5 separate regions of the Mus musculus genome follow, and regions 1, 2, 4 and 5 are each linked to region 3. The links are chromatin loops, found by intact Hi-C in ENCODE. Cell type or tissue: heart. All regions are shown on one strand. Each heading gives the region's core, and the rest is flanking DNA. Links, peaks and the distances in the headings are about the cores only.

The links. Hi-C counts contacts between places; a loop is a spot of excess contacts. Peaks named below come from ENCODE experiments on the same cell type or tissue, not always from the same donor. Only the 100,000 strongest peaks of a DNase experiment are listed, where the experiment ranks them.
Region 1: a loop joins it to region 3, with 7 times the contacts of the local background. A loop is called at or near these places in 19 of 42 quality-filtered maps.
Region 2: a loop joins it to region 3, with 2.2 times the contacts of the local background. A loop is called at or near these places in 13 of 42 quality-filtered maps.
Region 4: it touches region 3 in a loop (2.3-fold over the local background); 12 of 42 quality-filtered maps call a loop at or near these places.
Region 5: it touches region 3 in a loop (2.4-fold over the local background); 2 of 42 quality-filtered maps call a loop at or near these places.

The regions. Positions count from the first base shown.
Region 1 is chr3:101,459,694-101,465,704 of GRCm38, forward strand. It overlaps Igsf3 (immunoglobulin superfamily, member 3), which reads left to right. Exons shown (of 11, transcript NM_207205.2): 11 at 94-3,367. The coding sequence ends at 344. Among named protein-coding and RNA genes, the nearest start is that of Gm40109, 45 kb to the right of the region's middle. In heart, for the core only: a CTCF peak has its summit at 2,763 (motif pointing left); no DNase peak of the experiment used is centred there.
Region 2 is chr3:101,311,725-101,317,735 of GRCm38, forward strand. No RefSeq gene overlaps it. Among named protein-coding and RNA genes, the nearest start is that of Gm32803, 18 kb to the left of the region's middle. In heart, for the core only: a CTCF peak has its summit at 3,407 (motif pointing right); no DNase peak of the experiment used is centred there.
Region 3 is chr3:101,369,299-101,375,309 of GRCm38, forward strand. No RefSeq gene overlaps it. Among named protein-coding and RNA genes, the nearest start is that of Igsf3, 4.8 kb to the right of the region's middle. In heart, for the core only: a CTCF peak has its summit at 3,188; a DNase peak (open chromatin) is centred at 3,243; H3K4me3 peaks cover 346 bases; H3K27ac peaks cover 450 bases.
Region 4 is chr3:101,301,993-101,308,003 of GRCm38, forward strand. It overlaps the pseudogene Gm10355. Among named protein-coding and RNA genes, the nearest start is that of Gm32803, 8.4 kb to the left of the region's middle. In heart, for the core only: a CTCF peak has its summit at 2,295 (motif pointing right); a DNase peak (open chromatin) is centred at 2,289.
Region 5 is chr3:100,960,892-100,966,902 of GRCm38, forward strand. Ttf2 (transcription termination factor, RNA polymerase II) reads right to left here. Exons shown (of 23, transcript NM_001013026.2): 4 at 3,165-3,234; 5 at 1,662-2,576; 6 at 810-924; 7 at 360-542. Among named protein-coding and RNA genes, the nearest start is that of Ttf2, 5.8 kb to the right of the region's middle. In heart, for the core only: a CTCF peak has its summit at 3,350 (motif pointing right); no DNase peak of the experiment used is centred there; H3K27ac peaks cover 404 bases.

The sequences.
Region 1 (6,011 bases), core at 619-5,618, 91 kb after region 3:
GGGTAGTTTCATCAGGTCAGGAGAGCTCTCAGGAGCAGGGAGCAGGCGCACAGAGTCCAGGCTTCATCCTCATGGTTCCTTGCTGCCTTCCAGGTTCAACCCTGCAGTCGCTCATCTGCTCCAACGATGCCCTCTTCTACTTTGTCTTCTTCTACCCTTTCCCCATCTTTGGCATCCTCATCATCACCATTCTGCTGGTGCGCTTCAAAAGCCGGAACTCCAGCAAGAACTCAGAGGGGAAGAACGGGGTGCCCCTGTTGTGGATCAAGGAGCCTCACCTGAACTACTCCCCGACTTGCCTGGAGCCTCCGGTGCTCAGCATCCACCCGGGAGCCATTGACTAAAGAGGCTGCCCACTCCCAGCAGACGTTGCCCATGGCAGGGTCGGGTCAGGGGAGCCCTCTGGGCTTTTCCTCATTGCTTCGTGCTCTGTGATTGGACAGGCGACAGCACCTGAACTCTGCAGTTTCTCTGCAGGAGCCAGTCAGACCTGGAACTTGTTGGAAGCTTCCGGTCGAGGTGATGGTTGCCTCTGGGCGGCAGCCCTGGTTAGCTGATCACACCCAGGTGTCATGATGCCAACATCCTAGGTTCCTAGTTTTTGGTTTTGGTAACTTAGTGCGTAGCTCCAGGTGCCGCATCTACTCGCCAATCTAACTCATGTTCTCAGATCGGTGCTATGGGGTTTCCTGTGCTGTGTAATGTACTCTTTTAAGCCCCTTGGGTCCTCTCCTTTTGGATCCCATAATGTTGTGGAAGAGTTTCTCTCACAACTGATAAGCAAGAGGAAGACGCCTTCATAGTAACAAGGATTCTCTTCCAAGACATTTTTGTTTTTGCACATTTGAAAATGCCACCCGTGGATCAAAATATACCCAAACATTTTTTCTTTTTTTTTCTTTTTTTTTTTTTTTTTTTTTTTACTTTCTTAGCAAGACTTGAAAAATATGTGTAGCGTGGGCCCAATTTGTATCTTATCTCTTCCTTCAGCCGGAGTTGTTGGAACCACTTTATAGTCAAGATGAAAGCATTGAATTTCGCTTCAAAGGACTGACTGCACATGTGCAGAAGAAACCCTGCAGGACCCTATTAGGAGCAGATGGTGGCCAGCCAACCAGTCCGTCAGGGAGGCAAAAAGGCTCAGTCCCATCATTGCCAAAAAAGAAAAAAAAAAAAATAATAATAAACGAGCCAACCTGAAGGAAGGGTCAAGGGCTCCAGGCGGCACCCAGTTTCTGAGGGTTGCCCTGATCAAAGGCAATGACTGGGGATGAGGGGGGGACGGGTGGTTGTTGGCTTGGCTTTGGCAAGCTTGGTCTCTTGACTTACCCCTGGGCAGGTAGCTTTCTTCTGTAGGTGCTTTGCCAAATTTTCAAGGGGACATGTCTAGTGAAGCCTGAAGGGGCTGCCCTGAGTGGAGGGAGCATTATGGCCAAAGTGGCCCCTGTGCACAGGCCCAGTGGAGTGTGCTGAGCTGCTACACTGAGCTTAGCAGAGTGGAGCGTGGGAGGGCGTCTTAGAGCCTGGTTGAGAGGTTGGAGGAGTGCTTCCCTCTGTCTTCCTTCCAGTGAGCCTTTCCTCGGAGACGGTGAGGGCATCCTTATCCATCGCAGCTCTTCCCGAATCTCAGTGCCATGGAGATATTGTCCTCGGATAGGACCAGGCACAGCCCTTTGCCATTCTTGTTGTCCCCCTGCTTTCAGCAGACAACTCAGAACAGGAGCTGTCACTTTCCTTTGTTAGAGTGTGTGTGTGTGTGTGTGTGCGTGCGCGCGTGTATGTTTATGTTGTTTGGTTGTACTGGTGGCTTTTAATTTTCAGCCCCCAAATCTGAACTCCACTGCCTCCACTCTGTTAAGCCAGATGCTTAGCTGCCCTGGAGCCTCATCAATTGTAAATCCTCCCTTTTGTCACTCTGAGGGTCTCGTGACCCCTCTCTTCCCCATCCTTCAGTGGCCACATCTTCTCTGGGGAATTTGCATCCTGAGTCCCAAGAGAGAGCCCCTTGGCAAAAGGTACCCAGGATTGTGGAAGTAAATTTAAGGAGTGATTTCTGCAAAGCCTTGTCCTGAGAATAAACAGACAACACAAAGGCTGCAGGACTTCCAGGTCATTGGGCCAGGCTGTTATGGATCCTTCCGAGGAGTCTGCTAGGTGTGGGCCGTGTGCTGAGCAGAGAGGGCAGGAGGCAAGATGCAGCCTGACAATCCTTCCTGGCCCTCTTGTTCTCTGAGAAGTGTCCAGGCAGCGCCACCTTAATCCTCCTGTGCCTGCCCTGCTGATTCTCATTTTTGCTGCACGAACACATCAGAGGGACCAAATTGGCTCAGTCACGAAGAAAGAATGTCTTTTGTTCTGTTCCTTCGATTCATGGGTGTGGGCTCTTGGTGGGTAGTTGCTGACTCCTGAGTTTTAGGCTGAGTCAATGAGGGAAGATTGACGCCAGAGGGCTGGCCTGGATTAAGATTTCAGATCAGCTCTGTAGCAGCAGAAGACTCAAGTAAATATGCAAAGCAACCGCAGGACGTTTGCAAGGAGCAAAGAAATCTATGTCAGTATTTTAACAACCGTTTTTTGCGTGTATTTTCTGCAGGGCTGGGGTATGCAATCAAAGTTTAAACTCTGAGCTTTCTATGAAAACAAAACAAAACAAAACAAAAACAAAAAAACAGAAAAGAAAAAGAAAAATCCAAAACCCTCAGGACCTCTCTGTGGCTGGGTCTATGGACATGTGTTGTCGGATAAATGGTGATGGCGCCCTCAAGTGGCTAGAAGGCTTCACTGCATATTGTCTGTTGAGGCTTTTGTCCTCCGAGATCAGAGTACTCAAGAGAGACTCCTGACATCTGTCCTCTCCAGTGTCACATTTATGAGCATCTCCACTGTGCTAGGCCTGTCCCAGGACACTATATGACCACACCCTCTCTCATCGGTGTGTTTCTGTAGCAAGTCTTCATATTTGTTTCCAACAATGGTGTCTCTGCGTTCATGTTGAAGACAGAGATGGGGTAAGAAGACTATCCGTGCATGAAGTAGAGAACTGTTGGTTTGTTTCTTTTTTTTTTTTTAAAGGAGAAGCTATTTGTAAGCCACTGCACAAAGACGTTTTATATACACTGCAGAGACCTGTAGTAAATTATGTTGACAATACGCTGTTTACATTTTCTGGAGTCTGATGGCCTCCTACCCCTCACTGAAGCAGCCACCTCCTGCTGTGGGACTGTGCTCAGTGGGTGGCCTGGAGTTTTGCTCTTGGCACTGATGTACCAGATTCAAGTTTTACACGCTGTAGCTTTTCTATGCATGCCCTCACCCAACCTAAATTATGTTTTTTTGTATAAATGATAAAAAAAAACTTTCTCAAGACACTTTTGCCACATGCTGAAATGTATCACAACTCTACACCTACCAGTTAAGAGTGCAGCCCTGGAGCTGTGACACAGGTGCCCCCCGGGCCTGCTAGGCAGACTGGGAAGCTGGCTTTGCTATGGGTTATGTGACTAGTTTTCCTTTGGTGGGAAATTTGGGGTAAGAAGACACCAGTGAGAATAGCCTTCCAGCTCACAGGGCCTCTGCTGCCGAGACCCAACTGCCCTTCCCAAGCCCCGCTAATGCTCATGAATGGAAGTGGACAACAGGCATGAGAATAGGAGATGGACAGTCCAGGTGGTGAGACTTGGACACCAGTTACTACTGTGGGTGATTGACAGATGCCAACTGAGAAACATTGGAATATTGCAAGCCCTAGAGGTGACCACACTTAGTTGGGTCTTTGGAGTTCATAGGACAAGCAGAGGAGGGGGGACAGAAGGCAGAAAGTAGAGGAGGTCCCCCCTCTTCCTTCCCTCCCTTCCTTTCCCCTCCCTACCCCTCCCTCCCTTCCACCTCCCTTTTCCATCCCGCATCCCCAAGGCTCAGCCCTATGCTGTCCTCTGCACCCAGCCCTATTTGCTGCGTTCTTCTTATCACCTACCTTCAGCTGCTTGCTTGCTTAGCCACAAGTTAAAACTGCAACTGCTTATCCCTCAGGTGCCCACAAGGGTTCCACGTTAAGTCTTAAATGTGTTATTTTTGCTTATGAGGTGAAAACATGGCTGTTTATTTCTTGGGTACCCACAAAATGGTTCCCTGTTATGCATGATTCCCTCCACCCAGAATGCCCTATTTCTACCAGGAGCTAAATTTTAAAAAGGGAAGTAGAGTATTGTATAGTAAGATTACCCCTATTAAGCCCTTGGTTAAGTGAACATGTACCTGCCTGTGAGGCGTATGATGAAAATGACCGTCTGTGTGTGGGGCCTTAAAGGGCTGTGTCTGTCACTATGTCCCACATCCCTATACTTTATAGTTCCAAGTGTTTGGTAAAACTAAAGCCCAGGGCAACAAAGTGGCATGCCACAAAGTGTCGTCTGGGCTGCCTGGGCCATCTTAACCTTCTCATCCACAATTACCCACAGTGACAAGAAGGGACAGCTGGACCACACAACACCAGTCACAGGAGGCACGCACACCAAGCAATCCTTTTAGAAAGGGAAGTAGAGACCGTTCCGGCGCGTGAAAGGAGCTCGTTGGCTCTCTGCTGAATTCATTATGGGGCATCGGAAGCCACTTCTGATTCATGATGTCTGCTAGGCAGGGCCCGTCGGCACATCCATCCTGAGGTGCTTCGTGAGAACATGGCCTATCTCCTAATGAAGGAGCTGGCGCTGCTCACGGGTCAGAGTACACAGAAGGTCTAACAGGTCCATCCTCAGCCAGTACATGGAGACCATGACCCAAGGCACTTCCCCCCCACCCCGGGAGATGGCGCCGTCCTTTCTGCGGCTTGCCTCTGCCTGTACAGACAGCTCTTGTAGCTCGTTCCCAGAACCCCATTCATCTCAGTCCATTCCTGTGTGGGCCAAGGGGGAGCCTTTAGACTCAGCCCCTCACTGCGTCTCGGGTAAGCCATTTATCTTCTCCAAGCCAGCTTGCTCACTGTGAAGACGGAGCCGGCAATCCAGTTATGTCCAGCCAGGTGACATGCTTACCAAGCCCCACCCCCCCAGACTTGGTCCTTGTTCCTTTCCTAGCTCCAAGGCAAAGTTCTGACAGCTGCCTGGTACATGCAGTCTGGCCCCTCCTGCCTTTCTGACTGTCAAGGATGGGGGAGAGAATTTATTTTCTCACATTCTGAGCCACACCTTGCACCTGCCCGGTTCCCAGGATCTACAGGTGATGTAAAGTAGGCTTCATGGGGCAGGGCATCAGTGGATTCCCAGGAACTCCCTGGCAGAAAGACATTTAAGCTTTTAAGGCCAAATTGAGACGTGGTACATAGATCACATGCCTACGTGACTGGGCCCCCACCTGACGGTCAGGAAGATGATGGCAAAATGCATGCTTCATGTTCACAACTTGACAAACATGCTTGGTGTCTGTCTGGACAGCAGAGAGTCCTGCTCACAGAGTAAGTGTTCCCTCATTCTCTCAGCTGTGCAGGGTCAAGCATGACACTTCTCTCTGCAGGAACGGGGACAGCCAGGGAGGAGAAAGGATCCGAGGGTGCACGTCTGAGAATATGGAATGACACCTTTGTCCTGTCATAGTGTCAGTTCAGGACCAGCCCCATGGACACAGCTGTCTAGGGGAAATAGTCCCAGCCTGACACCCCCCCCCCCCCAGGTCTAGTTGCCTTTATTAGGCACATATAACCAAGGATAAATGTTGGGTGTTTTGGGGACAAAGAAAAATGTTGTTGGCTTTTAAGACATGCTGTGGGGCTTGTGCACAGAGCAGTGGCTGGGGATGAAAGGCACAGAGGCAGGGGACTGGTTGTCTACTCAGAATGGGAGAGAGTGTAAGCAGAGCAGGGACTGGAAGGTCACAGCTGGCTAAGGGCTTGAGGGCACCTTCTGGTCACTTTCCCTTTATCCTGAGCAGTGAAGGCCACCCTTATGGAAGAGGTTCCTGGGGCTCTTGGGTGGGTGGGTTTGGGTGGGTTCAGGTCTAGATGGCCATCCCTGCTGGAG
Region 2 (6,011 bases), core at 718-5,717, 57 kb before region 3:
GATTTCTTCTAGAAGAACTTGGAGTTGTGGATTCACTATCACTTGGCAATCCCCTGTTCACAGCTGCTGTGTGAGACAGAAAAGAACGAGTGTCATGTCTTAACCGTGGCACGGAGATTTGTTTTCTGTATAAATCTGGAGGTGAGCAGTCCCGGGCTGGTCTGTTGGTTTTGTGGCATCCACAGGCCAGGCTTCTGTCTTGTTTCTCTTTGTCATCATTAGTAGCAGTATATGGCTCCTAACCTCAAGGACACTTCAAAGCTGCTGGAACTCCAGCCACCATGTCCGCATTCCAGACAGGAAGTGGTCAGAAAGCAAAAGGACAAATGGCAAACAAACAGCGACAACAGGCAGATCTGGGCCCTCTTGATGATCCTAAGCCATTTAACAATGTCTTTATGAGCACTCAAGCTATAAGCCAGCCTGGAAAAGGTTCATTGCTACCTAACATGGAATCGCAATTAGCAGCCCAGGCAGTGTTGGAGGGAGATGGAAGTCTAGTGGGTGGCCTTTGTCTCCTTTTGTTTCTACTTTGTCCCTTTCTCGAGTCCCTTTAGGTAGTGTCCCTTAGAAGCAAGGAAACCCTCGTGGGAGACAGAAGAGTGGACAACTCTGTGGCCTGTTTCTGTTTCTGCATCATGGGGCAGGGCACTCTGAGAAGCAAAGCCAGAAATTTGTCTGAGCAGAGCATTGTGCAACCACTTCATCTCCAGTGGCTCCCCTCTTTCTCATAGCTACTCTATGAGATGGGCACAGTGGCACCTGCACTGAGGAGCCAAGGACCGGTGCCAATCAGGAGCTAGCTTGCTCATGGGGAGTGGGAAAGCAGGTTAGAGACCAGTGTTAGGCTTACTCATAAGCTCAAGTTCTCAGCCAACATGCTGCAGGCACATCACTGCCCCACCTTTAATCCCAGCACGGTGTGTGTGTGTGTGTGTGGGGGGTGCATGGGGGGTGTGGGGCGGGGAAGATACAGAGGTAGGTGGATCTCTGAGTTCAATGCCAGTTTAGTCTATATTGGAAGTTCTTGGGATCTAGGGTTGCATAATGAGACCTTGTCTTGAGGAGGAAGAGGAGGAGGTAGAAGAGGAAGGGGGAAGAGGAGGAAGAAAAAGGAAGAGAAAGGGAAGAGGAGGAGGAAGAGAAAGAGGAATCATTTCATTCTTTGGTCACTCTAGGTGCACGCCAGTGACCACACTTGGGTATTTTCAATATAAAAGAAACTTCTAGACGATGACGTTGGCGGACTCCCATTCCTTGTCAGAAAGGAAAGGCAAGAACCAACCCTTTCATCTACCATCTCTTCCTCTTATTTCCATTGCTTTGCCTAGTTAAACCATCAGCTCCACCCTGCAAAGGGATGGAAGGAATTCCAGAAAAGAAAGAGCCAGTGGTAGTTGGAGATGGTGGCCTGTATCGTTTGATCCTCTTTACTTGGGGACAGAGGATTGCTGGGTGAGCACCAGCTGAACTGAGTGCCTGGACCCCGCCCTGCCGGCCTCTCGCCCTTTTGCTTCTTCCTTTTAGCTTCCATTTCTCCTCCCTACCTCCCCCTCCTGCCTTCCCCTTCCACACATGTGAAGTGTGCTTCTGTGCAAACCTCCTCTTTGAAAAGGTCACAACACTCCCAGCTGTGGCAAGGAAGATGTACGGAACACATTTGCATCTTTTCTCGGTTGTTGTCCTAATTACACATAATAAAGGTATTTAGTTCTAGAAGAATAGCTGGTGAGCCTGAACTATCATAAAAAGGCCCTGCCAAGAGCCATTTCCTTTATCAAGAGACAACTTGCTTACAGACAGTGGGAAGCTGTGATTCATCCTCAAACCACAGTGTTGCTACAAGAAATTTCGATTCATGGGAAGTGGCTGTTGCACAAACTTTTAAGAAATGACAATGTCCCAAGCTCTTGCCTGGTTTCTGTGACTACCACCAATGCCTTAACTAAATGTATGGTGACAGAAAACCACCACAGCACACACCGGGACTCATTTATCAAGGAGCAGCAACCTTTGATTGCACAGGCTGCCCGTTTTTCTAAATAAAATTTTATCTGAACACGGCAGTCACTGACATAGCTATTATGGCTGTCTTTGCACTCCAGCAATAGAGCTGGGTGGTTGCAACAGATGTCTTACAATACCTGCAAATTCTACAATGCTAACAGATGAACGTTGGTAGATAGTACGCTAGCCCCTGTCTTGTCAGGTGACAGGTAGGCAGCATAGGGTTAGGCTGTGCTATGTTCCTCTGTGGGGAGGTGTATTAGTCAGGGTTCTCTAAAAAGGAGCAAAATTGGTGGAATGAATACAAATATATTTAATAGGAATTTATTACAGTGGTTTACAGGCTGTTGCTGACTGACCCAACAATGGTTATCTCCTGACAGAAAGGCCAGTAATTGTTCAGTCCACAAGACTGGAATGTCTCAGCAATCTTGGTCTGGTACTCGAGTCCCAGGGAATCCCAGAGAGCTGCTGGTCTTCAGTCTACATTGGAATCCCGAGAAAGTGAGTTCTAACACCTGCTAAGGAGAGTGAGAGCAAGCTGAAGTGGAAATTGTTGGTTTCTTTGGAGACTCGGCTGTGTCATGTGATGTTTTTCTGGAAGGGCATGTGATGTTTTGCCGTAGTGGATGTTTGAGCGGTCACGTGACATTTAGAAAGACTATAAATATAACGTCACAGAGAGTTAAGAGGATGCTCTTGCATTGGCTCACCTTGCAACACTTTGCTGGTCTTGAGTGGTCTTCAGGTGTCATGACTTTGTATGGAGAAACGAGCCAGAGAATTTCACGTGGGATTCCAGCTGCTTCTTGCCCCTTCTACAAACTCATGGTGACTCAGCAGAGCCTCAAGACGTCTTCTGGATCGAGCCATGGCTACTGATTCATGTGTGGTGTTTTGGACTGGACTGCTGATATCCTGACAATGCGAAGATTAGAATCGCCCCCAAAGAACTACTTCTAAACAGCTCCACCCCCCACCCCACCCCCACCCCGTTTCCTATTAACCTTTCTTTTCCCCTTCTTCTGGTAGGTGGGCTAGAAGGGAGGTTGAAGCATTTAAGAACTCTTATTAAAGCAGGCAAAAAAGCAAAAGCTTCCTTTAATCAAGGCCTCTTATGTGGACTACCACCAATAAGTGTGGCCCATCTCTATGGTGGGCCTTCCCACCTCAAATGATCCAATTAAGAAAAGCGTCCCATGCCCAGCCGCTTGAGTTCCAGCTGATTCCAGAGGCAGTCAAGTTGATTTCCAGGATTAGCTATCGCAGAGGGTAGGCGCCACACTTTCCTCCCACACGTCAAGCTTCTTTTGTGATCTCTTCTTCCCACCATCAATGCTCAAAGCCCACAAATGGCATCCTGGTTCATAGAAATACCGCAAATCCTTTGAGTGACCAGCAGAGGCCTCCATTAGCTGCCACCAACAACCACGAGACTCTATAGTCTGCAGGATCCTCCTGGCTCCCTCTCCCTCAGACACTCCTACCTTCTCATGAGCTCCCACACTGCCACACATCTGTCCACCAAGAGGCAGAGGTGGCTCATGGACCACTAAAAATGCCTGACCCTGATTGGCCTTCCTGCTGGAGGCAGCCACTCAGCCGGGTTCCCTGACATTCAGAGGTGACTGCTTTCCTCACTCAGTCGTGACAAAAAGTGATGCTTTGGGGGTAAGAGGACAGGAAGGTCTTTCAACAAAACAGAACAAAAAACTAACAAGACCTCCGGTGTTTTCTCTTACTTTATATCTGTTTGTTTGGTAGGAAGGACTTGGAGTTCCTTGTAATTAGGTGTCTTAGTCAGGGTTTCTATTCCTGCACAAACATCGTGACCAAGAAGCAAGGAGGAAAGGGTTTATTCAGCTTACACTTCCACATTGCTGATGATCACCAAAGGAAGTCAGGACTGGAACTCAAGCAGGTCAGGAAGCAGGGGCTGATGCAGAGGCCAGAGAGGGACATTACTTACTGGCTTGCCTCACCTGGCTTGCTCAGCCTGCTCTCTTTTAGAACCCAAGACTACCAGCCCAGGGATGGCACCACCCACAATGGGCCCTCCCTCCTTGACCACCCAGTGAGAAAATGCCTTACAGCTGGATTTCGTGGAAGCACCTCCCCAACTGAAGCTCCTTTCTCTGTGATAACTCCAGCTGGTGTCAAGCTGACACACAAAACCAGACAGTACAATGGAGAAACCACCAGACTGGGGGTTTGGTACCTGGACAACACAGCACCAGGCTGGTGGATAAACAAGAAACAAGCTCTTGCAACTGGAAAGACAAGAGCACTCACTACTCTCCCAGAGGACCCAAGTTCGGTTCTCAGTACCCATGTGAGGTGGCAGAATTCTGCTTTTCTACATAGCACACATTATCTGACACAAACAGTCTTGATTACAAATTGAATTGGGTTGAGAGACACAGGGTTAGGAGGGCACCCCTGAATATGTCTGTGGGCTGCCTCCAGAGACAGGAAGGTGATTTGGGCTGTGGCATCCAGGAGACATGATCGGTGATGCATTCGGAAGATGAGTGGAGTAATGGGGGCAGTGGAGACCTGGTGGACCTCGATGAGAGAAGCGTGCACGGAGGTATGCTGGGAAGGGTTTATCTGGGCCCCGCCTCTTCCTGTGAATGAGCCAGCTAGCCACCCCAGGGGCTTCCTCTCTGAGTCTGCACATGTGGATTAGTAGGCAAGTCAGCTTGGGATAAGAAAGGAAACAGGGGACACAAATGAGGTGCTTACCTGTGAAACTTTTAATGTTAATCATTTAAAAATTAATTATTTTATGTTTATGGGTGCTTTGCCTGCATCTATTATATATAGGGAATGGGTGAAGTCCCGAGAGACTGAAGTCCCGAAGGAGTGGGTACCGAGTGACCTGGGTTGGCCATGTCAAGGACATGGAATCGACCTAAGAGAAACTGGGGATGTCTTTCCTCCAGGGCAGGTTTGGAAAGGCAAAGCCTTCCTTTACCCAAATATGTGACTCGTGTGTACAAAACCTGGCAACTTCAGCTTCCTCCTCCCTTGTGTTTACAGCCTTGAGACTGCTTGCCTATAGACACCCCCTACCAACCGTAACTAACCCCTCTCCCGTGCTCTAGATAATAAATGTAGTGAGGTTCTGGGTTGTTATAGTAGCTCGTAGACTCACTCTATCAGAGTGTGCACAGCCTACCTGACCTCAGTTTTTCTGTATGCATGTCTGCCATTTCTTCTTCTTCTTCTTCTTCTTCTTCTTCTTCTTCTTCTTCTTCTTCTTCTTCTTCTTCTTCTTCTTCTTCTTCTTTTTTAATATTTTAAAATATATTTTATTCCTTTTTAGACAATTTCATACCTGTCTATATCCTTTTTAAAAGAAGATTTTTATTTTTTATTTTTTGTTTATTAGGTATTTTCTTCATTTACATTTCAAATGCTATCCAAATGCCCTCCCCTCCCCTCCCCACCCCCCTACCCACCCACTCCTACTTCTTGGCCCTGGCATTCCCCTATACTGGGGCATATAAAATTTGCAAGACCAAGGGGCCTCTCTTCCCAATGATGGCCGACTAGGCCATCTTCTGCTACATATGCAGCCAGAGACACGATCTCCAGGGGTACTGGTTAGTTCATATTGTTGTTCCGCCTATAGGACTGCAGGCCCTTTCAGCTCCTTAAGTACTTTCTCTAGCTCCTCCATTGGGGGCCCTGTGATCCATCCAATAGCTGACTGTGAGCATCCACTTCTGTGTTTGCCAGGCACTAGCATAGTCTCACAAGAGACAGATATATCTGGGTCCTTTCAGCAAAATCTTGCTGGCATATGCAATGGTGTCAGCGTTTGGAGGCTGATTATGGGATGGATCCCCGGGTGTGGCAGTCTCTAGATGGTCCATCCTTTCGTCTCAGCTCCAAACTTTGTCTCTGTAACTCCTTCCATGGGTGTTTTGTTCCCAATTCTAAGAAGGATGTCTGCCATTTCTTTAGAGTTTGTCTTTTATCGTTCCTTCTCTACCAGG
Region 3 (6,011 bases), core at 371-5,370:
CCAAATAATTAACTTGCAAGTGAACTTTGAAACTGTCAGCCAGGCTCATGTATATTTGGGGGAGGTTTTGCCAAAGTCTTTGCACTCTTTTACGGGGAGAGGCAGCATGCCAGCCAAATCAGCCCAGACAGCCCTGGCGATCATGGGGTAACAGATGTCTCAGAAAAATCACCCCATCCAAAGGTTCTGCTAGGCTTTGCACTCAAGGTTGGGATTCTTAGAAATCCCAGACCTGTGCTGATACACCCCCCTGTGTACAAGGAGAGGCATTGTGATCCAAGGTTTTTTCCTTACCAGAGAGACCAAGACAAAATTCTTCAGAGTTCTTCACCTGGACCACGGCATGGCTGAAAGTGGCAGCCAGCATGGGCACTCAGCCCAGCAGCCCTGCGACGCGGAGCAGAGAAAGCTTGGGGATCAGCCAATCTAATGCCGGGAAGTCACTCTTGACATGACAAGCAGCGTGGCGTCTAGCCTACCCGCAGCCTCTAGGGCCTCTCCAGTATTTTAGCAAAGGGAGGAATCTCACAAAGGGAAGAGCTGGGTGTACTAAGGAGGTGATCTAAGGCTGTTAGGTTACAAACAAAACAAAAGAGGATATGCTGAGATTGTGATTCGGGAACGGGGACTGTCTTAGTCAGGGTTTCTATTCCTGCACAAACATCATGACCAAGAAGCAAGTTGGGGAGGAAAGGGTTTATTCAGCTTACATTTCCATACTGCTGTTGATCACCAAAGGATGCAGGACTGGAACTCAAGCAGGTCAGAAAGCAGGAGCTGATGCAGAACCATGGAAAGATGTTCTTTACTGGCTTGCTTCCTCCGGCTTGCTCAGCCTGCTCTCTTATAGAACCCAAGACTACCAGCCCAGAGATGGTCCCACCCACAAGGGGCCTTTCCCCCTTGATCACTAGTTGAGAAAATGCCTTACAGCTGGATCTTGTGGAGGCATTTCCCCAACTGAAGCTCCTTTCTCTGTGATAACTCCAGCCTGTGTCAAATTGACACACAAAACCAGCCAGTACAGGGACCGATCAAATGCTCAATGTTTGAGGCTGGGAGCAAGGATGTTCTCTAGACTATACTTGGGACTAACACTGGCTTTTTTGATTTTTTGGCTCCAGGTGATGCTATGTAACCGAGAGGGCTCCTTAAGTCAAACCAGAGAGGATGTGATTGGCAATCTGTTTTCAGTCTTTCCATTGCTGTAAAATACCTCCTAAGACTACGTGATAAACCAGGCTACGTGATAAACCAGTGGCACACACCTGTAGTGACAATTTTGAAATATCGGTTGCTTTTTTAAAAAAAAAAAACCACAGAAACACTATAAGAATGTGTTTTCCTTTTAATCCCAGGTGTAGGATGTGGGGCTGCTTCAGACTGTCCACAGCAACTCCGATGCTTCATGCTCTAGCAGGGGCGTGAATTTGCCAGCTGCAGACAGTTTTTGCAATTGTGTGACATTTGGAAACCTAGGGACTTTTCAGAGGGTATATAAATGTTAGGGCCCCGAGAGCAGGTAGTGGGTTGGTGGTTGGTTGCTGCTGTTAGAGGTTTAAGAAGTCATGTGTGAAGAAGAAAAGGAGGAGGAGGAGGAGGAGGAGGAGGAGGAGGAGGAGGAGGAGGAAGAGAAGGAGAAGAAAGAATATAAATATCCTGATGTTGAAGATCAAACTTGCCCCAAATCAGCAGGAAGTAGTCTAACGATAACACTGCCTTTTTTCCTTTTTCTCTCCTATCTAGTGTTTGGGGATTGAAAGGGTGGAGAAGGGAGGAAGAAAGAAGAACCCACAAAGTAGCAAAAGACAGCCACATGCACCCTTAATCCCAGCACTCAGGAGGCAGAGCCAGGTGGATTTTTGTGAGTTTGAAGACAGCTTGGTTTATATAGTGAGGCATATACCCCCCACCACTATCAGGGGATAAAAAAGGACTGGATGATTGAAATTTTTTCATTTAGCTTGTGGTTTTGGGGATCTAAGACAGTGGCATTGACATGGGCTTCTGGTGAGGGTCCTGTGACATATGTACGTGTTGACAAAGTAGAGTGGGAGTGGGAACGGGAATGTGCCACAAAGCTTTTGTGGGAGACAGAGCTAGAGGGCAAGCAGCGAGCTTTACGCAGCCTGCTTTCGTTCCTGTGATATGACCCCCTCATAGAAGTGGAGACCCATGATCTAATTACCTCTTCATGGTCCCACAACCTCTCAACAGTATGCCACTGGCAGCCAATTTTCAAGGAATCACATTCAATCCATAGCCAGCACATCCCAATGTTTTGGCCTTTAAAAGTCTTCTGAAGCCAAGTTTCAATCAGCTCTTGAGAAACAGAATCTTCTAGATTGGCCAGGGGACCTGTACTTGTTTTGGTTTTATGAGACAGGGTTTCTCTATGTAGCCCTGGCGCTGACTCTGTAGACCAGGCTGGCTTTGAACTTAGAGATCAGCCTGCCTCTGCCTCTGAATGCTGGGATTAAAGGTGTTCGCCACCACCACCCATTGAACCTATACTTTTAACTGTGTCTGCAGTAGCTCATGCATAGTCAGTTTAAGACTCTCTAGCTAGTATAAGCAACCTCATTTTGCAGAAGTTGGGGTCCAGAGGGTTCTTAGAGCATCACTTAAGTATCAACGTCTGGATGGGAAGCTGGAATTTCTGCCTCTGGGCCCATTGCACATTGGAGGCTGGTCAGTACACGGAAGTATAGAGAATAGTTCGTGAGGCATAGGTTCTTTCCACTCATCAGACCACTAACACTTGCAACCTCACTTGAGGGTGGCTTCTACTGTAGCCCACATTTATAAAGAGGAACCTCGGGCCACAAAGGATAAATAGCTGAGAATGGAGGCTCACACTCGAAATCCTTGCACTTGGGGCATAAGAACTGCTTCAAGTTCGAGGTTAACGTGGACCACGTAGTGAGTTCCAGGAAGTCTGGGATACAGAGTAAGAACCTATCTCAAAACAAAACAAAACAAAACAGCTTGACAAAGAGTTAGGTGTTAATAAACGTGGACCTGGGCACCTGCGTTATCTTTTAGAAGCACTGTTCTCTATCAGGAATGAAAGAAGCAAGCTCAGTTTTGTGGAGAATGGAGAATGTTCTCTCAAAAAAACCAGACTTGCCCTCTGGGATAATCCAGCCATCAGAGCTCCCGGAGGCAAACCTACTCACTTCTGTAACGCTAGGTGGCGCACCCCAGGTTCTGAGCACCCACCTGTGGGCGAAGCCTTTGGGGACTACCCACTCTCTACCCTGGTCTCAAGATATTACAGTCTCCGTGTGTTGGAAGACAGATGGCAGCCAGTGTAAGCTATTCCTAGTCTCATCTCCGGGGATCCTTGTCTGTGTAGGAGGGTAATCACTGAGGAAGGCTGACTTTCGGGAGAACTGTTCGGCACACACGTCGAGCTTCGCTTAGGCTGAGCTGTGTGAGGTAGGAGGCTCTCTGCTCTTTTCACAGGACACTTACTAGCCCATTGAAGAGCAGTCCGCACTAACAGTGGAGGGGTGGGAGGTAGGGGTGGGGGTGGGGCTTAGTCTGTGTCTGCTTATCTTTAAACAAAATGCTTGGCCCCCAACTTTCTTTCATGTGACAGGATGACTTCAGAAGACAACCCTGTATGTTTTTCCTTAAAACTCGAACTTTTTGCTGTTTTAATTTATAATTGATCCTTTTTGATTGTAACGGTCTGTGGATCTGGAAGACGCAAACTTACAGAATCTCTTGGTCATACCTTACCCAATAATAAATTTTGTTCCCCACAGCATTTGATTTAAACACTGGGTCTGTGGGGCAGGCAAGCTTGCAACCTCAGCTACTCAGGAGCCTCAGGCGATTCTAGATCAGAGTGGGTAACCTAGTACCCCTGACTCAAAATCAAAAGGGGTCTGTGGGTATATATCAGTGGTAGAGTACTTGCCTAGTGTGTGGGTGGTGCTATTCAGTCCCCAGGATTGCCAAAGCAACAATGAAGAACACGCTAATTTTCAACTTTGGCTGTTGATACGGTTTAGTGGGCAAGGGGGTTTGCTGCCAGTCCCCATGACCTGAGTGTGACATCCAGAACACACACGGTAGAGGAGAAAAATGGCTCCTATACGTTGTTCTTCGATCTCCACACATGCACACAAAATAATAAACGTTTAAAAGAATTAGAAATCAGGAAGGATTCTAGGAAAGTCTAGAGTTCCTGACTCTCTTGAAGTAGGAAATTCAGGGACCGGGATCCTTCACGTCCAGTGGTTGTCCTTGGTTGAGACTCTTAGGCTCTGTCTTCAGTGTGCCCCATCCCAACTATCCTCGTTACTGTTTTTTTTCATCTGGCTCCATCTGTGTTGAGCTCTCTGATGGAGATGAAGGGGTCTTCCAAGGCTCCAAAGTACCAGCCTTGTTCCAGACCAATTCAGGAGAGGACTGGAAGTTGAATTGTAAAGCGTTGTGAAGCAAGCCACTAATGTGCAGATGGGGGTGGGGCGGTGGATGGATTGGGTGGAGGCTGGGCTGGGGGTGGTGGGGGGATGGGGTGGTTGGTGGTGGCGGCACAGGGTGGATTTCCTGACTGGTCTTCTGGCCCTTCCTTTCTGTTGATGTCTTTGCTTCCCTAAAGACCCTGCCCAGCTCAGTCTTGAACCTGCGGCTGAGCCCCTGGAGGGGCCACCGGGTTCCGACTCACACTAACTTCATCTCATGGCTTCTGAGTCTGGGAGACAAAGGAATTCTTTTAATTGTGCCTTTCTCTCCCTGTCTAGCAGTTAGCACCATTCTCTGCATAGCCCTAGATATGGGACGTAGAAAGAACCCAGGGCTGGGAATCTGCTATGGTGGTGCAGGCCAAAGGCTGAAAGAGAAAGCCACCGGCTGCATCTGGGAAGATGGAGAAGGGAAAACCTGGGAACAGACAAGGGATTATGGAGTGAAAAGGGTCAAGATTGGAGGCCCAGGGAGATGACCCAGGAAACTGAGTTTTGAGAAGGGGTACAGCAGCTTGATAGGGCCAGAGAGCTCTAAAGCTGGCTGATATGGAAGGTTCCTTGATCTCTCTCTCTCTCTCCCTCCTTCCCTCCTTCTCTCTCTCTCTCTCTCTCTCTCTCTCTCTCTCCCCTCCCTCCCCCATCTCTCTCCTCTCCATGTTCAGTTCTTTAGAGAGTGCAATTGAGAGGCTCCCAGACTCCAGCCATCCGTTACAGCTTTCACATGTACTACCCTTAGCCAAGCTCTGACGCTCACCTAACTCACCTGCATCATGTCAGAGGCCTCTGCCTGTCATCTCCCTTCCTCTTCTGTTCCCATGGCTAACCTTTCTCAGTAGCCCATGACCTGAAGTGCTTCCCAGACCGCAAGGTCTTAGGGTCTGTGTTCTCTCTGGGCTTCTCAGATCCCACTCCTCCCAATTCTTCTTCATGCTATGTTAGAAATACTTTTAATTTCAGAACAGGTTAGCTGGCCTAGCACATGCTGTCTCCTCCAGCTGGGACTCTTCCTTCAGACCTTGCCATTTTCTCCTCCTCCCTGACTCTAAAACAGGTTTCTGTTCTAATACCTCTCTGAGAAATCCTCCTTCACCATCCCACCTAGAATAGAACTCCTCTCCCCACCTCACCCACTAGACACACACACACACACACACACACACACACACACTATTCCGTCACCTTACTTTCTTTAGAACACATGTCATTGTGTTATATATTTACTTGTTTCATTGTCTGTGTTTCTCACAAGAAGGTACTAAGAGAACAGAGACATTGCTTCACACATCGATGTTTAGGAAATAAACACAGAGATCCAGTAGGGAAGAGCTGAGAGACACCAGGACCACTGTTGTCTTGGGGTAAAGAGGGAATATGTAACATACAAGAGATTTTTAAAAATACAATACTTTAAATATGTGATAAATATTCAATTTGATATGATAGGCAATATTTATAGTTCAATTACATATGCAGATCAAATTCCAAAAGTTGTTTGGGGATACAGGATAATTACGGGGCAGACTGCCTTCA
Region 4 (6,011 bases), core at 379-5,378, 67 kb before region 3:
GGGTAGAGTGGGGCAGCCACACCTGTGTAACGGATTCTATATGGCTGATAAATTGACTAGAAGCCCGAGATTGTGGTGAGTTGCAATGTTACAGATCCAGGACTAATTTATATTGGGCTATCTTCAGTCCATTTAATAGTTATTCAGTGCTCACCTCTGGCCTCACATCCTTCGACTATTGGTGACACAGGTTGGAATGAATTAATAGTTTGCTAGCATATACCAGCCCAAAAGATAAGAATGACCTCAGACAACATCTGAAACCTAGAACAGAGACGTACTTGTTTTGTTAGAATATGCCTTGAACTTCCACCAGTGTGTTCAACATTGACCTATGGCTTGTTGTTGTTGTTGTTGTTTTTTTGGTAACTATGAAACCATTTCCATTCATTAGAACACACTGTCCAAGACTGTCTGATTGAATCCATGTCCCAAGGCCATGGTCACCAATATTAGATATTAGACTGGCAAATTATCTTTTATTCCTTCTGAGGTGAGAGCTGTTTTATGTTTACAAAATAGAAGCTTTTTGTTCTAGATGTCCGCAATAATGCCCTCTTGAGTGGGGTTGGCCCGAATCTGTCACATGCTCACCCTGGCCCAAGGAGGATAGTTTGAGGATAGAACCCTGCTGACTATATTCTGTCTGATCCTCACCTGTGGTTCCTAGATTACAGACAAAGTCAGCTTCCCTAAGGCTAGGTGACAGGGGTGGCGAGTGGGTTTGGCGGGTGGGAGGGAGGCAGAGATAATGAGGAGAGAAACCAGAGGTGTCAATCGAGGGAGGAGGATGAATGGCCACCCCATGCTCATGTTGGCCTGGGGTGTTTAATGGGGATGTCCAATGTGGTGTCAACTGATGGTTGTCACACATGGGGGTTGAAGGAAGAGTGGGGATGGGAGTACGGATGTTTGTAGAATAACAGGTAGCCAGGCTAATAGCCATGGGGACTATGGAATCCAAAACTCATTTATGTTGCAAAAGAGTAAGGAGGGGGATTAAATTTTGGATAGGTAAAAGAGATACACAAGTAGCCATGGGGTCACAACAGAAGAAGATAGGAGCCAAATGAGGGGACGGGCAAAATACACAGGGGTGCTGGGGTTGTGGTGGCTTGAGTCACAGATGGCAAAATGGCCAGCATTCAGATGGATGCTCAGACCTGCTACCAACAAACGGGAAGTTGAGTGACCTCGTCACTGCCGATGAACACCTAATTATCTACCAGGCAGAGCCCGCTGGGCATCTAGATCTTTCTGTCATTAGTTTCACCCCAGTCTGTGCACAGCAGCTGAAAGGAAGCCATCAGACAGGCAGCCTCCTTTCTTCCTCCTTGCCCCAGGCTCAGCTTTCCATCCAGGCAGTAAACCGGAAGGAGTCGCCTGCCTGCCCCTGCCGCAGAGGGACTGGAGGGACCTGAAGCCCCTGGGAGGGACTAGAGGGACTCAGAGGAGTCGCCTGCCCCTGCTACAGAGGGACTTGGAGCACTTTGTTTGACTCTAGACTGGGGCTGGGTGTTTTTTGGGCAAGTAGGGACCCACACATAATTAAAATTCAGTCGGGGACTTTTTCTAAATGAGAAGCAAAATACAATCAACATGATCTCCCTGAAGACTGAAGGAGATCTGGAGGGAAAGAAATAACATTTGTGTCTGCAAAGAGAAAGGGAGAAAAACAGGGAATGTAGCGCCAGTTAAAGCAAAGATACGGAAGGGGAAAATAGGAATTAGATCATGCCAGCAATGCAATTAAGGAGAATAAGATGCGCTTTTACAAATATCAGGGGGAAAGGGAGATTATAGAGAGGAAATAAGAGTTAATAAATGCACAGGACCATGAAATGAACGGTGACCACAAACGGCTGAAATGCCCAATTCCACTCTTTGGTGGCCTTTAACTAGGAAAACAAAGGGAAGAAATGGAGCAATTAAAAACTAAGCACAACTTGAGGGAAGTGGCGTAGACACCAGGAGGACAAGCTAGCTAGCTGCTTTGATTCTCAAGCATTCCAGAACACAAGCACATCACGGGCTCCAGGAACAGTCCTGGCCTACACTGGCTCAAGCTGGTGAGCTCAAGGAGCCAAGGGAGGGAGGGACGCAAGGAAGGAAGGAGGGATGGAGGGATGGAGGGAGGGAGGGAGGGAGGGAGGGAGGGAGGGAGGGAGGGAGGGAGGGAGGGAGGGAGGGAGGGGAGGCCCAACTTTCTTAAGCTAAGCAACAGAGTTGAGCTTGAATGTGAAATGACTCCCCCCGCAGGCTCTGCAGTGAGCTCCTCTTGCCAGCTGGTGGCGCTGTTTGGAAGGTCTCAGCGCCTTAAACTAATGAGACCTGGCTGTCGGAATCTGTCCTTAAGACTGAAAGGCTTAGAGGCAGGCTTTGACAGTTCCGGCCTGCAAGCTCTGCCTCCTGGTCTCCACCTGTGAGAAGCCTCTGTCTTAGGCTCCGGAGGTAGTAGAGTGGCCAGCCAGCTGCCATGACTTCCCCACCACAGGAGACTGAAATCCCTCTGAGACCTGTGCCAAAATAAACCATCTCTTCCCGAAATTGTTTCTGTCGGATAATTGTGCACGGCAGTAAAAGCCTGAGCATGGAACTCTCATGACCCATCCTCACACCCCTCCACTTCCAGCTACTCTCCAACTTTCAGCAGAGAGGAAGGTCCAGCCGGTCTTCAGTGTGGTCCCTTCTGCCCTTCTCTCCCCTTCATCCCTTCCTCCTCATTAGCACCTGGGAGTCCAGGACCCTCTCTTGGGGTTTTCCCTACCTAAAGCACACCTACAAGGATGTCTTTATTATTACTATTTTTTAATTGAAGGAAGAATAGCAAGCCAGGAGCATGCTGGGTGAACAGACTGGTTAGATGGGTTTTGATCCCCCCAAAAAGTTTATTTCTGGATCTTGCAAGGTGCTAATATTACCAGGTACTATGACAGGGAGTGGGCATGCAAAGATATGCATGTAACAAGGGCTTAGATGCCAAAGTAAGGACAAACGTGTGTGTGTGTGTGTGTGTGTGTGTGTGTGTGTGTGTGTGTGTGCCTGCACACACCCCATGGTGCTGTGCCTGCATTAATGGTGGGTGTTTAGAAAAGGTGCCCTGGAGGCTCAACTATGAAGAAGGAGAAACTCCATCCTCATAGACCGTGAAGGCTTCTAAAGGTCTCTGTGCATGCTTTTGCTGAATGACCAGAGTTTTGACAGGCGGCAAAAGGCTTGCCTTTCAAGGCAGCAGGAGGCCCATCTGTGAAGGGCAAGAGGCACCCACAGTGCTTGGCATTCAGCACATGAGTAGTCTGCTTTCCACTCTAAGTCATCCCAGCACAGGCTTCCAGGGGCCTAAAACACTCACCTGTTCCCTGCTAGAGAATTTTAGGAATAGATTTAATTCAATTGTCAGGGCAACCCACCTCTTTTTATTACATTACAAAAGAAAAGATTACAGTAGGCAGATGTGATCTTGTCAGTAGCATCAAGGGGTCTCAAGTGCCACCTGCCTGGGATGACAGGGGTGGAAGGGGCATGAACCTTCTCCAAGCCAAGAAAGAGCACTGGCCCAAGGCAGAAGGGCAAGCGACAAACAGCTGGAGGAGCAAGGCAAAGGGGGCTAAGGTTAGGAGAGCTGGAACCAGGAGAACGAAGATGGGGCAGGGACTCAAAGGAAGCTGGGAAGGTGAGCAGCTTCCAGGACAGGCAGGCCTGAGGCCAAGCCCTGTTACTATGCATGTAGGGCGGTATGGTGGTACTTCTCCACTGTCAACCTCAACAGATGTAGAATCACCTAGAAGGTCCACCTCTGGGTGTGACACTGAGGTCATTAGCAGAGAGGTAGAACTGAGGAAGAGTGACCCACCCTGAATGGGGGTGGCCTCATCTCATCAACTGGGGTCCCACAGTACCAAAAAATAGGGAAAAGAAGAAGCATTCATCTCTCTGATGGTGGGTTCAGTGTGACCAGCCGCCTCACACTCCGCCACCATGCCTCCCCGCACCCGACGAACTGTATCCCTCAGCCCACAAACCCTTCCTCAAGTTGCCTGTGCCATATATTTGGTCACAGAAATAAGAAACATGATGAATACTGTCATTCCGTGTTATTTTTGGCCAACTGTTTTTCTTTCCCAGTAGGAACGGGTGAAGGTAATAGTCAAGATCAAAGAAGTAAAAAGTAGTTGTTGACTTGGTAAAACACCATGAGAAGGCAGACAATCAACCAATCAATCACACAGTGTCAGAACTGGAAGGAAACTTCAGGGGAAAAAAAAAATCTCTTCCGGAACAACGTTGACAGCTATTCGAATACCCCATGCGCCCGCGTTTCAGTCCCTGGGAGCAATGCCTCAGAAAGCAGGCCTGGCTTTGTGTGAGAGGTTCTGAACGAGGGAGGGGCTAGGGAGGGACGAGGCTTTCTTTTTTTTTTTTTTTTTTTTTTTTTTTTCTTCATAAAGCAAGTTTATTTCTGCAGAGGAAGTGTCTTATGTTTACATCCAGGGAAGAAGCAGAAAGAAACTCCCCCTCTCAGAACTGGGTCCCCGAGTCCTCAGTAGCACGTTGTGTCTCAACGATCTTTACTGGGGACCAAAGAGGTTGGGATCATGAAGAGTCAAACTAGTTACCAGCTGTTCAAAGTTACTCAGGCTCCAAGGTGGACATGACAGATTTTCAGGGCCAAGAGACCTGCTGTGACACCGGGGCAGCCGCAGCAAGGCCTGATGCAGTGTGACATCCTTTGCTACCTGCTGGTTTTCTTTAGCTACCTGCTGCTTGCCAGAAAGGGACCAGGCATCCTGACAGCATCCTCTCAGGGATAAGTTCTCCAAACAGAGAGGCTGCACAGATAGCACGTGCACAGCCCTAGCCCCCTGCACCCGGCCAACGTCCTCAAAATGGTACCGCGCAGCCGCTTCGCCCTGCACGTGGGCCTGCAGCTCCAGAAGTTCTATGATCAGACTCTGGTCGGTCACAGGATGGCAGAAAACTTCTTGGTTGTCTGGCACCGGTCGGAGGTCACTCACATCAATGGCCCCTGTAGGGAGGATGGCGGAGAAGGCGCCTCCGAACAGTGGACAGTTTCTGTTGGGCTCCATAGATCTAGTACTTGAGTCTGGACATTAGCGAGGTTTTAAAGAAACCTACATGAGCCTTTGAGACATCATTTCCCCTGGTGTTCCCGGAGCACCCACTACCTCCTCCCGTCCTCGGGACGAGGCTTTCTTATATGGAGTCAAAATGTGTCTCTGAGCGACTTCCACCCATTTGTCTTGGCTCTGCTCTCTGAAGGTGGAACAGGCCAATGGCCCTTTGAAATGTGCTGCCCAGAGAGAAACACAGACTCCAAATGTGGTCTGATTTAGTTAGAGCCCCCGTGGGGAATTGGGAGGGGATGGGAAATAATGAAGCCACCAAGTTAACCAGCTTTAAAAATGACAGACATAGAAAGTGCCCATAAGTGGAATCTTAGGATCACAGGCTAATGGGAGACCCTGAAAATACCCAGCTGGGCTCTCTCCCACAGAGGAAACTCACACCTTAACCTGTCCAATCCATCGGGGCTGACCTGACCTATTTTTAAGTTCTCCTAAAGAGAGAATTCCATGCATGTCGACCATGGAGAGGTTTCTCACAAATCACACAAATCAGGCATTACGAAATATTTTCAAATTGGTGTTTTCCCGTAGACTAATTTATTTTTGCATTTCCCGTCTTGCGTGCTATTATCTCTTCTGCCACATAAACTGTCTCCCTAATGAAGCCGCTTATTGTATCATATTCCAGGAGTGTGCGTTCATCTGTTCCTGCAGTGTTTCGGCTCCTGCTGCATTAATTACCACACTTCCTCTATTACTTGCCTCCCCCCCCCCCCCCACAACATTGGATGCATGCTGTTCATCTTTATACTGTTGCATGGCTTTTGGTAAGATGGTTGCATTCTCAGAAGTGGGGGCAAATCCAATCTCGGTCAGATGAGTCTCTCTTCAATTAGAAGTGCCTTCCAAATGCATTTGAGTGTT
Region 5 (6,011 bases), core at 323-5,322, 410 kb before region 3:
TGCCTCTAGGCATGCCTGACCCATCCCCCCATCTTTCATACAGGGAAATAAAAATGTTACCTGCTAGCTACCTGCCTCATAGTAATAAGTTGGTTTTCATACGCAATACTGTCTGTGTATCCTATGTATCGACTTCTGGGTTGGTGGGTGGGCTTATGGTGGCATAAGGCAGTAACCAGCCCCTAGCTTCATAGTCTGAAAACAACTATTCAAAGCTCTACAGAGAATCAGATATCTAACACACGTGCAACTTTCAATCCAAGAATAAACGGCTTCCCCTTCGAGTGGCTGCAAATATCTGCTGGGCAGCACATAACTTATCAGCTTGCCACAGCAGGGCTAAGTCCTTTGAACCTTACCTCCTGAGCACTGGCTGGCTCCCTCAGGAGTTTCCTGGCGGCCTGCCTTTAGTCCTAGAGAGCTTGCAGGCTGGATGAGGGGCCTGGGAAGGGGCTGGGGAGGTACCAAGTGGAGAGGGGCAGCAGCAGCTTTGGTGATGTTGCTCTGCTCTGGTTCCTGAGCGCTGCACTTCTCTTTAGTTCCTGTTCAACACACAAGGGAAAACAGACTGAAGGGAGACAAGCAAGTGAAGACCCTAAGCAAATGCAGCCCGTGGAGGCTCCCAGAGAAGCCTGAGCTTCAGCTGTTCTCAGAGCACAGCGTGCAGGAGCGCTGTGACAAACACCAGCACATATCACTAGGAGAACGCCTGGAAGCCAACAATAAGGCAGAAAAAATGAACTCAACCTTTCTCGGAATGTGTCTGACACGTTCACAAACACTGAGTTCTAGGGCAAACCCCATCATACCTTGTTCTGGGGAGAGAGCCAGAGCACTGAGTGCGTCCTCCAAAGCCTGGATTTGCTTAAGCAACTTCTCACCCTTATCAGGGAGAGCCTGGATGTTCACTGCAGCCAGGGTACCCTAAAAAACAGATCCTGTCAAACACAACTGGCCTCTCAAGTTATTAAAGGACAGCTTCAAACTTTTAAATTTGGCTTACTATGACAAAACTCAAAATGATCTTCTAATTATGAATGTAAAAACCAGGATTAAAAAGCAAAATAAGATCCGAGCTAGCACACTAAGCCTACGTCTACACAGGAAAGGCAGGTATTAAGCAGTCCCCTAGAAAGCCCTCTCAGGAATGTACTCAACTCTGCGAGCAGCTCCCAGCTGCCCACAGGAACACCCTGACCCTAGGGCAGTGGTTCTCATCCTTCCTAATGCTTCAACCCTTTAGCACAGTTCTTCATAATGTGGTGACTCCCAACCATAACATTATTTCACTGCTACTTTATAACTATAATTTTACTACTGCTATGAATCATAATACAAATGTCTGTTTTCTGACAGTCATAGGCAATCCCTGTGAAAGGGTCAATTGACTCCCAACAAGGTTCCAACTCACAGGCTGAAAACCACTGCCTTAGAGACAAAGCACAAGTCAAGACTGGCCTGCTGTTTTGGTTTGTTTTCATTATGTGTATCTGTATGCACAGAAACTGTGGATAAGTATGTAAATGTGAGTGAAGGTGCCGAGGCGAAGAGAGGCTGTCAGAACCCTGGAGCTGAGGTTACAGGGGGTTTGAAGCCAGCTGGCATGGGTGTTGGACCCGAACTGGGGTCTTCTGCCAGGGCAGTATACACTGCAGACTCACCTTCTTTTGTTTCAGCTGTGTTGTTAGGTTTGCACGCTGGGCTGCTGGGTCAGAGGAATCTCCCTTCTTGGAAACACCTGAAGCAGCAGGCATCTGTCTCTGCACACTCTGGTCAGAATGCTGAAGGCTCCCCTTCTTCTGTGAGTCCACAGTCGAGTCAAAGAGAAGTGGGGACCCCGGCCTACTGGAAACACCATCATCTTCGCTGTCCTCACTGCTGGAGGTGGCATGGTGGGCCATTCCCGAGCAAAGCTCAGGTGCTGCTGGTGCTTCAGGAACAGGCCTCCAAGTCTTGGATGGTCCCTGGAGAGGCCCCTGAGCGAGCCCCCTCTGGGTGACCTGTGCACTAGGGGCCTCCCCGTTCTTGAGGGGCTCCCTGCTGACGTGTCCCTCTTTCTGGACCTTGCTTTCTGGGTTCTGACCAGGAACACTTGGCACCAAAAGCTGGGTTTCCTTTTCTCTCAGAGTCTCTGGCTTGTTCGGGACCCCTCGACTCTCACTCTCTGACATGTGAGGACCCTTGGGTATTCCTTGAAGCACCTCTCCATGGCCTTGCTTGGAAGCCATTCCTTCAGCTTTCTTAGTTTTGGGCTGGAACTTTGATTTCTCTTGTTCTTCCCTGTCACCTCCAGACTGTCTAGTTGCCACCAGGTCAGATGAGGGGTCCTTCTCCATCCTGCTGTTAGATTTGGGCTTCTGTTCTTTCCTTTGATCCAAGAGCTGCTCATTGTTTTCTCTCAGCTTCTTATCAGCTGTCTTTCTCTCACCTTCTTCGACAAACTGTTTTCGTTCGAGTGTTTTTTGATTCTTGTTAAGCACCCTAAATGGGTTTCTCGGCTGGCTGGGAGAGTGAAGCTGTGACTCAGATGGCTGCTGAGGCTTACTGGTTACAGAGAGTTCTTTAGGGTTAGGATCCTATAGATAATGAAAATAGACATTATAATATAAAATAGGGCTGCCTTGTATCTAAAATGTCCTTTTGGAGGAAAGGGAAACACAGTAAGTACAGTCCGTGCCTAGTATGGCTTCTGCATTTAAAAAGGAAAAATGCCAAATTCACAAGGAATCCACAGCCACAATGTGGATTTCTCTATTTACGAGTGTTGCCTGTTCCCCAGATCAAGTCCCCATGTACTACACAAGAATAGGGCCTCTTTTATAGTCTATATATATATATATATATATATATATATATAGTCTTTTATAGTCTAGGAACCGAGGCATTACATTTAGCTTATATCAAAATCAAGTCAATACTGATCTAAAAAAAGATGAGGCTGTTAGTCTTTCTTCCCTAAGTAGGAGGATACTGGCTGCTTTTATGACACTGGAAGACATTTGTGTAAAACAGAAGGTAAGTAATCAAACTTTGACCACAGCAGTGGCTCTTTGAATGAGCAGCCACAAAACCCTTCAGGGCGCTTAGCGGCAGTGTGACGGACAGCAGCAATCTTACAGACTGGGGTGCTTTCTGTGGGCGGAAGACACATGGGCAATGCCTACCTGCCGCCATGGGACGTTTCCACACCACTGCTTCCCCTCCGCCTTGGTTCTAGCACATCGGAAGAACAGCCTAATGGAGTATGAAACAGGTAATTAAGGTACAAATGTTAAAGAGCTTCATCTTTTACGGGTTTTTATTGATTTTGTGTACGCATGAGCATCTTGCCTGCATTTATACATGTAGTGCCTGAAGGGGCCAGAAGATGGCACTGGATTCCCTGGAATTCGATTCAGGCCTGCAATTTTGTTGTGCACTGCATGATATTATGGGTAATGGGAACAGAATCCCAAGGCTTATTCAAGAGCACCAAGTGCTCTTAACCACTAAGCATCAATCTAAACTCGTAATGAGAGAAAGAGAGAGAGAGAGAGAGAGAGAGAAGGAGGGGGCAGGCCTCACCACAGCCCTAGCTGGTCACCCCTGGTTTTTACGTGGTGCTGAAGATCTGAATTCAGGTCTTCATGCTTGCACAGCTAGCAGCGTATCTAAGCCATCACTCCAGCCCCTGCAGAGGACATTTTTAGGGCTGGAAGTCAAGAATCAAAATGATATGATACCCGAAAGGATGCCCTGGTTTACTCTTTTTTTTTCCCTGTATGAAGGACAAAGGAGAGAGACCAGCAATGGCTGCCAAACAGAAAAAGGATAACCAGATATTGTGTGCGCCAGAAGAGGGGCCACAATACTGTCTGAAAAAGGAAGTAGCTAAACATACAAGAAATACTAGCAAACTCCAAATGGTATCACACAGCTAACTGTTCACAACCTAGGGTCTTTCTGGAGCCCCACCATCGCTGTCGCAGATGAGAGATGGAGCAAGGTACACCCTGGACGTACCGCCAGGCGATGGCATGCCGTCCCAGCTCTCTCAGCCTAACTGCACTCAGCCTCACCACCTCAATTCAAGCTGTCACTCAGAGAAAGCAGCTGTGTTCAGTGGCTGGAGCTGGGTTTGAATCCCAGCAACCACTGGAACTCAGATTCCCTTCCCAACCTCTCGAAGAGCAGACTTACACCCACCTGTAAACCAGCTACTGAGACCAACTACTGCAGTCGGGCATGGAAGGCACAGGATAACAAGGTGCCATGCGGCTCAGTTCTTTGGCAGCTATTATCTCAAAGCACTTTTCCTCAGTCTCCACTTTTGAACCTCCATGGTTCTTTTAATGCAAATTAGAAAGCCACTGGTTGCTATCTACCACCTATAGAGGTTGGTGTTTCTGTATCAAGAGACAAGTGATCTTAAGTGTCAGGGGAACAGGACTGAACCTAATAAAGATTTGCCAGCCTGACTCTACTAACAGAAAACAATCACTCTCCCAATCAATCAATCAATCAATCAATTTCTCTCCCCCCCCCCCATCTATCTATTTTAATCACATTTATAGGCTAGGGAGCTGTCTTAATGAATAAAGTGCTTCCTTGCAAGTGTGAAAACCAAAGAACCCACTTAAAATACAGGTGGGTTTGGTAGCCGACCTGTCATCCTAGCACTCAGGAGGCACAGGCAAAGTGTCCCTAAGACAAGCTGTCACCTATCGAGGCTTGCAAACAGGTGAGTTCCAAGGTCAGTAAGTGAAGTGGAGGGTGACCAAGAGACTCACTCAACACCAACCTCTGGCCTCACACAGCACCCGCACACATCCAAACATATACAAATATACAGAGGCACACACCCCCTTCCTACATACAGAACGACAAACATTCCATTTACAACAGCAGCAGAAACATAACCAGAGGAATACACTTTGGAAAAGGAGTGTAAGAGCTGCATAATGGAAATTATTCAGAAACACTGAGAGAAAAATTTAAAGTTGTACTATGCACCGTGCTCACAGCCTGGAAAAGCCAATATTGATGTCTGTTCTCTCAAAGCTGCCTGTGTAAGTTATGCAACCTCAACAGAGTTTTCTGTAGAAATTTAAGAGGTTGAATCTATATTTGATATGCAAACACAACGATCCCACATTTCCAGCACAATCTTGAAGAAGCTGGAAGACAGACTATTTCATATAACAACCACACAGAACATGTAAATGAAGCAACGGACAAAAACTAACCACCTCAGGCACGGACACAAACTTAGGGTCAGTTTTTTTTTTTTTTTTTTTTAACAAGGATGCCAAGTATTTCGATAGCCTTTGATTGGGGACAGAGACTTAGAACACATAAATTCTAAAACATAGACTATTACATAAAAACCATCATGTGTGTATAACCCCTGCCTTCTTGGCCAAACCACCAAGCCAATTCTTGAAGTGGTCATGTTATGTCACGCCTTGGTATCCCAATGCAATGTGTTCCTTTAAAAGACTATCTAATGACTGGTAACTTTCTATTTACCCTTTAATATTCATGACGAATAACTTCTCCCATCTATATGGACTTCCCTGCTCTTCCCAAGGAAAACTGCACTTTACTGAGTCTTACTTAGCATGTTAGACCTTTTCCCTTTTTCTATTACCAGAATAGAAAGTTGACAAGGTTGATGTTATTAGCAACTGAACAGCAGGGGGGGAACTGGCTGCTCAGGGTAGCTCAGTCAGTATTTGGGGCACTGGTTGTCAACCTTAACACCGTGACCCTTTAATACAGTTCCTCATGTTGAGATAACCTCAATCATAAAATTATTTTTGTTGATACTTCATAACTGTAATTGTGCTACTGTTATGAATCATAATGTAAATATCTGATATGTGACCCCTGTGAAAGGGTCAAGACCCGAGACCCACAGGTTTGGAATTGCCAACAAGGTAGCTAGATGATGATCAGCATGTACAACAAAGGGTTTCAGTAATGACCTTTAAAGAACAAAATCCCTTATTTTTAAAAAATTAAAAACAAAC